Linked DNA regions of Homo sapiens: region 1 is linked to region 2. Evidence: chromatin contacts called from ENCODE Hi-C data. All regions are on one chromosome and are shown on one strand. Each heading gives the region's core, a stretch centred on a gene start or an enhancer-like site at or near the end of the contact. The rest is flanking DNA. Distances are from core to core; before and after follow the strand shown.

Region 1 (3,644 bases), core at 224-2,723, 55 kb after region 2:
AGTTTCTTGACCTATTTGAATTTTCTTATCTGTAACAATGGGGATGATAGTATCTTTTCATACGTGCATTGGGAGATTATTGATCATGTAGTGGTATGCCCGGTACATTGAAGATGATCAATATGGTGGAATAGTTATTGGAATATGAGCAGTTGCTTGTAAGAAGAACAAGTTCCCAGTGAGTAGGTGGAATAACTGAATTAATTAGTTACATACATATAAGAGAGAAACAAGTTCAAAGTAATAACAATTTTCTCTATGCAAGGATCCACGGGAGGGAAGGGGGGAGGACTTAAGTTTCATTCAAGAGGAAAAAATATTGTGCTGTCCGTTGTACAGAACTAAAATTTATGTAACCCCTTTGTGCTTAATCTTGTGGGGCAGGCTGGGCATTGTAACTTGTTCTGTTCAATGGTAATTTAGAAGACATATGCAGGGCTGATGAGCAATTAATTTTCCTTGCTATTTTCTCTCTGCCTCTACTGGCATTATTCCTGATAGTGAAGATCCTCTATGCCTGGGTCCCAGAATGAGAATGATTTGGGAGCTGAAACAATGAATGTGTAGTAGGGGTGATAAGTAGACCATTCCAATTTTAAGCATCTGGAATTTTGAAGTTGTTGGTTGCTAAGGCAAAATGTAGTCTATTTGGGCTAAATAATTCTCTTTTTAACTGTTAGAAAATACAGGTGCATATTTAATGTTTAAGTAGTAGGACACATGCAATCAGATTCTTGAAAGGATCTATCTTGCCTGCGTTTTTCAGATACTCTTTATTTTCTTTCTTTTCATTATATTTGTTTAGTGAAACTAACAGTCCTTAACTTCATTGAAGATAATGAAGAACCAAAAGATACTCTTTTCTATATAATTTGAAGACAGTTTACTTATAAATAACCATGAAAACTTGTCTTCCTATTCAAGGACATATTATTGGCATAGAAATCAAGAATCGCTGGCAGTGAAAATTTTCTAGTGAAGAAACAATTACAATCTCTTAGAATTTGATCAAGTAAAATGGTACAGGTTAAAACAGCACCTGAACTATAAACACAATGGTCCATCAGCCTAAGAACAATTCTTCAACCTAAAGATAAAATTTCTGTAAAACGCTGTCAGGGCAAGACACTGAAAAGACAATTCAGCATGTTCTTCTAAGAAATGGAGATTGCCAACCCACAAAATCAGAACAAGCTGGTTGGAAACTGCTGTGCATGAAGGAAATAGGTTGGAAACTATGAGACACATAATTCAGGGATCTGAAGCTGTTGGATATAGAACCTATAGTTTGATTACCATAGGAGAAATAGCTCAAGGGATAGCAGGTCCTGGACACAAAATTCAGTGATTGACAGCGACAAAAAATAAAGCTCGGTGATTGACAGCCATAAGAGACATGGTTTTGGGGGTGGCAACTACTGAAAAAAAAGCCTTGAGATCTGTTATGCATTGAGGATTGGCAGGAACTTGAGAAATAAGGATTGATATAAAAACAGCTAGTTGAGTGGCAAGGTCTGGAGACACAGTAAGTAGTAGAAAGCAGCAAGAAATTTTACAAATTGCATGCACACAACTGGATGAATGGTAGCTGGAAGGTTTACCACATGTCTCTGGGGAGTTTTCTAGAAGTCAAATTCAGCGTTGGTTGGACAAGCACAGAGCATGGTCCCAGTTTACACAAGTAGGCCAGAGTGCAGTGGATGAGGTGACAAGAACATGGCAGTAACTCCCAAGACAACAGAAGTTGTAGTTTCCATAATAGCAGATGCTGGCTGACATGACAGAGTCTGAAGTAAGGCTTTCATTCAGATAAGTAACAAAGAATAGCTTATCTAAGTCTACATCAAACTAGACCAGGTTGCTTCTACACCTTGATAGCTATATACTCAGACTCTCTGCCTCCCCATATTTTAGATTAATTTGCATCATAATATCTCATGAACTTAGTGTTGTGTTGCCTATGAAGATAACTTTCTTCCCATTCATAAAATAATTTTGGTTTTAATCTTCTATATATCTACAGTTGTAATCTTTCTCCTGTTTATCAGGTTTCAGAATGTGTGTGATGTAATCACTTGTGTATTTTATCTGCTTTGCTTCTGCTTCCACTCCTAAATAATGCTTAATTAAAAGGAGTCCATTTGAATGGATGTTTATCCTATTCATTATCTACAAGGAACCCCACAGTTAGGAAGGCATAGTCCTCATCCTGGAAGAAGAGATACAATGTTGCAATGCTTAGAGGAGGTGTTGATGTCCTAAAATAGTTTCCATATATCAAAGTTTCTTGGATTTTCCAGACAAAATATCTCATGCTATTCGCTGTTTTTCATACTTAGCTGAGAATCTAATTATGTGATGTTGCTATCTGTATATTGTCTTGAGAGTCAATTTTATATAAGCATGTTAGGGTACATTTTAAAGAGCTCAGCTTTGACAACTTAATATTTTTCATACTTAAAAGTTGTGTTTGATTTCCAAACACTTGAGAAAAGACATATAATAGTTTTACATGGTAACATTGATGACATATGTGCTTTTATACTAGTGCAAATGTCTTACATGTACCTGTGGTCTTCAAATAAGAGGATAAACATGATATCAATAGTCATCAGCTTGTGTACTAGCTTTCCAGAATTAATGGATGTCTTCATCTGAAGCAATTTTTCAGGAGGACCAATTTGGTCTTCATGCAATGAGCTAAACAAGGATTATGCAAAACTATAATATCACATAAAAAAGATGTCCGAAGCCTGCTTACTTGAATACTATGGAAGGAACAACAATATTTTGGATTCTTCCCTAAAGATGCAAGTTAATGTTTACAGGCATCTATTTTCTGGAGTCTCTTGTCTTCCCAAACCAACACATTCCATTCTCAATCATCTTCTCACTTATCAGCAGTGACGGAGTTGTTCATGAGCAGAGGACACTAAAGATTCCAAGTAGCCACTTGGCATCTTAGAGTATCATTGATGATCCTTCTGTTGAATACTTTCCTATTGTACAATAGTCCTGTTGTTCCTGCATTGTTCATTGAAGATTCTGGAAGACTGATTATTATTTTAATTTTGCGGAAAAGATATTGAAATATCTTTTTAATTGGAAGCTTTTACGGAGCATTCAGAAAACTGCAGATATCTCATCACCCATGCAAACATGCACAAAGGAAGAAAAGAAAACAGAGAGAGACAGAGAAAACACACTTATGATATATTTTGACATTTATTTACATAAACATGACATTTGGTACAGATGTAGTATAAGGTTCTTCCTCTGAATTTCACATTTTTTGTTTCAGACAGTGAAAGGAAAAATGTTTGACATTTCACATGGGGAATTTTCACAGTCGATTGCTACATTCTTGTTAAAGAAAGCCTCAGATCACATCAATGTAAAAGAGGACTGTTAGGGATAAAAAGGAACAGAAGAGATTGGAATCATCAAGGATTGAGATAAGTTTGAGAATCTGTCTGACATTTTTCCATCTTCTCTGAGAACCTTAAGCACTCCAGATAAGTGAAATCTTTCAAATCCTTATATGCTTCCAAAGAAGAGTCCTCCAAAGTGAAATATTTTAGTTGAGGTGTGTGCACCTCCCCTAAATGCCTCATAATTTAGTTGAAGTTTATGTTCACTTCTTA
Region 2 (3,257 bases), core at 747-3,246:
GGTGGATTGGATAAATAAAATGTGGTACATATACACCATGGAATATGATGCACCCATTAAAAAAATGAAATCATGTTCTTTGCAGCAACGTGGATGCAGCTAGAGACCATTATCCTCAGCAGGAACAGAAAACTAAATGCTGCATTTTCTCACTCATAAAAGGGGGCTAAACACTGTGTACTCATTGACATAAAGATGGCAATCATAGACACTGAGGACTACTAGAGGAGAGAGGGAGGGGTGCAAGGACTGAAAAACCATTGGGTACTATGCTCACTATCTAGATGGCAGGATCAATCATACCCCAAACCTCAGGATCAAACAATATACTCATGTAACAAATCTGCACAGGTACCCCCTGAATCTAAAATATAAGTTAAATTACAAAGAAAAAAGAAGTAGTATCAGGTTCTCAGTCACTGCATGGAAGATAAAATAGATCTCACATGGGAAATCCAGATCTTGCTGAAGACATCCAAGTCCCTTTATGTTCTATAATTTCAATAACAGCTTCCAATGTGGGAGCTCTTTTACCTCTGGGAACGTTAACCCATAAAAAAATAGAGCAGAAGTGAGACTCCAATCTTTAACCTGACACAGAAACTTCTTGTAAAAGTCAGTAGGCCTTGAAAGAAAGTTAATATGCCACAGAATTTGGCTTTATGGCTTTGATGGTGTGTGAATACATTTAAATGAAAAGAGAGACTGTCAGTGGCGGAGAAGCTGAGGACTAGGAAAAGGACACCATGTTGCCACATTAGTATGTGATGTAATTTTTTCCATCACTATTTTCTTAGACACAATATTAAATTGTAATGTTACTTTTATTTAAGCCAATCAGTATTACATATTGTATGATTTAATGCTGTAATTCAACTCACCTTTCCCAAGAAGATAGTTATTAATGTAATGTTTAAATTGTTATCACTCTGTGTACAATTATAAAGATGATGTTATTCTTATTTTCTAACAGGAGGAAGACTTTTTCCAGCCAAGTTACTTTAGCCATTTCAACCCCTTTCTCCTTAATGGGAAGCAGATGGCTATTGATTGATTCCTGCAGAGAATGTTGAAACATTAGATCCAGTAGAGAATGCCAAAGAGCTGCAGCAATTCATGGGTAAAAGGGAGAGTTTTTCAGAGATATTACAGGGAAGTGTTATTTTTTATCTTCCATCTCTCAATTAATAAAGATTTGAGCAAATACATAAGCCATGACCAAAATTTAACAAGGAGGAGCCTGAGGATAGCAGCAGAAACCCCAAAGTGATTAAGTGAAATGAGAACAGCATGAGATTTAGCAGGGAAAAAGTTTGCTTAATTCTACCAGGTTTAAATTCTTGCCAGTTCCTTGAGAAGGAGGAAATGAAGAAGGATTCAATGTTCCTCTAGGTATCCTTTACAGGGCTGTATTCGATATAAACATGTTTTATTGCAGGCAATAGAGCAAATCACCATTTGATTAGGGTAGAGAGCAGATTCTATGCCATCAGTGCCTTGAACTTTGTTCAGTGCCTTGGACGTTGTTACAAGTACAGATGTGTTGGGTTACCTCTACTTGCTTTATAGAAACAAAATTTTCTCTAACATACCATAGATGTAGGTTGAAAATGTACGGTTATATAGCCCCATCACTCTGAACTCTATGTTTCTATACCTCATCCAATACAATGGCTCAGTTCTCTCCCTGGGTCCCTGCTCTTGATTATGAGAATAGTATGTAATTAATTACCTTTAGGAGAAACATAATGTTTTAATTCACTCTACAAAAAGGATTCTTTGTTAATAAAAACATAGATGCACTTTACTATTACTACTGTTACCACTAGTCAATGTCAATGGCTACTGTTTATTAAGAACTTACTTTGTGACAGTCATTATAATCCATGAGTGTACATTACCATAATTGGTTAACACACCTCCAGGTGGTAAGTATTTTTATTATTAGCTCCACTTACATATAAGGAAACTGCAGCTTAGTGAATTTAAGAAACTTGCTCGAGGCTACACAGTTTGTAAGTGGTGCACATGGTTTGAACCCACTGAATCATCCCTTTCATTGACTACTTTGTTCTTCCAGAGGAAGCAGTAACTTACAAGTAATTCAAAGTATTATTGCTTAATCAATGACTAATCTCCTGAACCAACTTTCAGATATTAAACACAGACAGATATACAGATGTCTTTTCACATAGCTATGTTTTAATCTTGGAAAGAAATATAAATATCCCATTTCGTCCTCATAATAGCTATTGAGGAGGATATGATAGGTTTTATCATGTAAAATTTATCATGGGGTAATTGAAGCTCAAAGATATATAATCTGTCTAAAATTACACAGCTAATATTTGGCAAAGCTTGAGTCTTCCAAATTTAGACATTTTTTTTTTTTTTTGCCAATCCACAAGGTTTACCCAAGATAGTCTTCCAATAAAACTATGCCCATCTGTCTCAATCCCTGATTGCTGACCTCCTGAGATATTTTTAAATCATGAAATGCTTTCAAACTGATTAGCTAGTATTTATAAACTAGTGAGCACTAACCACCTCAGAAAGGAATTTGAGACTTGTCTTAAACACGGAAATGATCAGGTCATTGCCATCAGTGTGGTCCCTATGATGACAGCAGTATTTAGAAAAGTATATTTCAAATGTTTATTAAAGTCATAGAGAAGAATGATGTACTTTACATTGCATCTCATTTGTCAAGAGTGATTATGATCTGAGCTTTGCAAATCAAGATCATTGATGAAATGGAGGAAGTAATCGATGTGAAAAATATTCTGCATGTTTATGTGATCAAACACCAAAGGTTCATGGTTTTACTTTTCAAAATGAGCTTCTGCATATGGGCAGAAGTATACAGTACAGTGGTGTGCTGACAGTAAGGATGAGGGGAGGTGCCAGGGACATATCAGGGACATATGTGTCTGCGGAGTGACAGGAAATACCTTTCTGAATTACCAACTTTCTCAAAAATTGAGGAGAAATAAAACTAAATTACTGAACTGGTGCTATAAGATACTCATTAGAGTATTGAAACAAATACACAACATGTTAGAATGAAAAAATATTGCATCAATTACAACAAAATAAGACATGGGATTTCTAGGAGATTTCATGACTGCAAATGAAGGTGTGGCTAAGGATTCACCTGCCATCTCTCAGGGACATGTCTCTCTTGGCTTTTGGGAGCTATCACTCTGGAACCCGAGAACTAATTTAGGGAAAATCTGGAAAAGATTTTAGTAGAGGAG

The links. Hi-C counts contacts between places; a loop is a spot of excess contacts on that map. Pooled maps may share reads with other maps.
Region 1: a loop to region 2 is called in a map of OCI-LY7, with 3 times the contacts of the local background. The contact joins the promoter of KRTAP25-1 here to the enhancer-like site in region 2. A Hi-C loop is called at or near these places in 1 of 168 maps with a recorded cell type or tissue (OCI-LY7) and 1 of 50 pooled maps.

Annotation. Positions count from the first base shown.
Region 1 is chr21:30,288,041-30,291,684 of GRCh38, forward strand. KRTAP25-1 (keratin associated protein 25-1) reads right to left here and starts at 1,474. Exons shown (of 1, transcript NM_001128598.1): 1 at 1,105-1,474. The coding sequence starts at 1,450. The coding sequence ends at 1,142.
Region 2 is chr21:30,232,780-30,236,036 of GRCh38, forward strand. No RefSeq gene overlaps it. Among named protein-coding and RNA genes, the nearest start is that of CLDN8, 18 kb to the left of the region's middle. Within about 2 kb of position 1,997, at least 2 of the 41 ENCODE cell types and tissues checked have a DNase peak (open chromatin) inside an H3K27ac peak, as active enhancers do.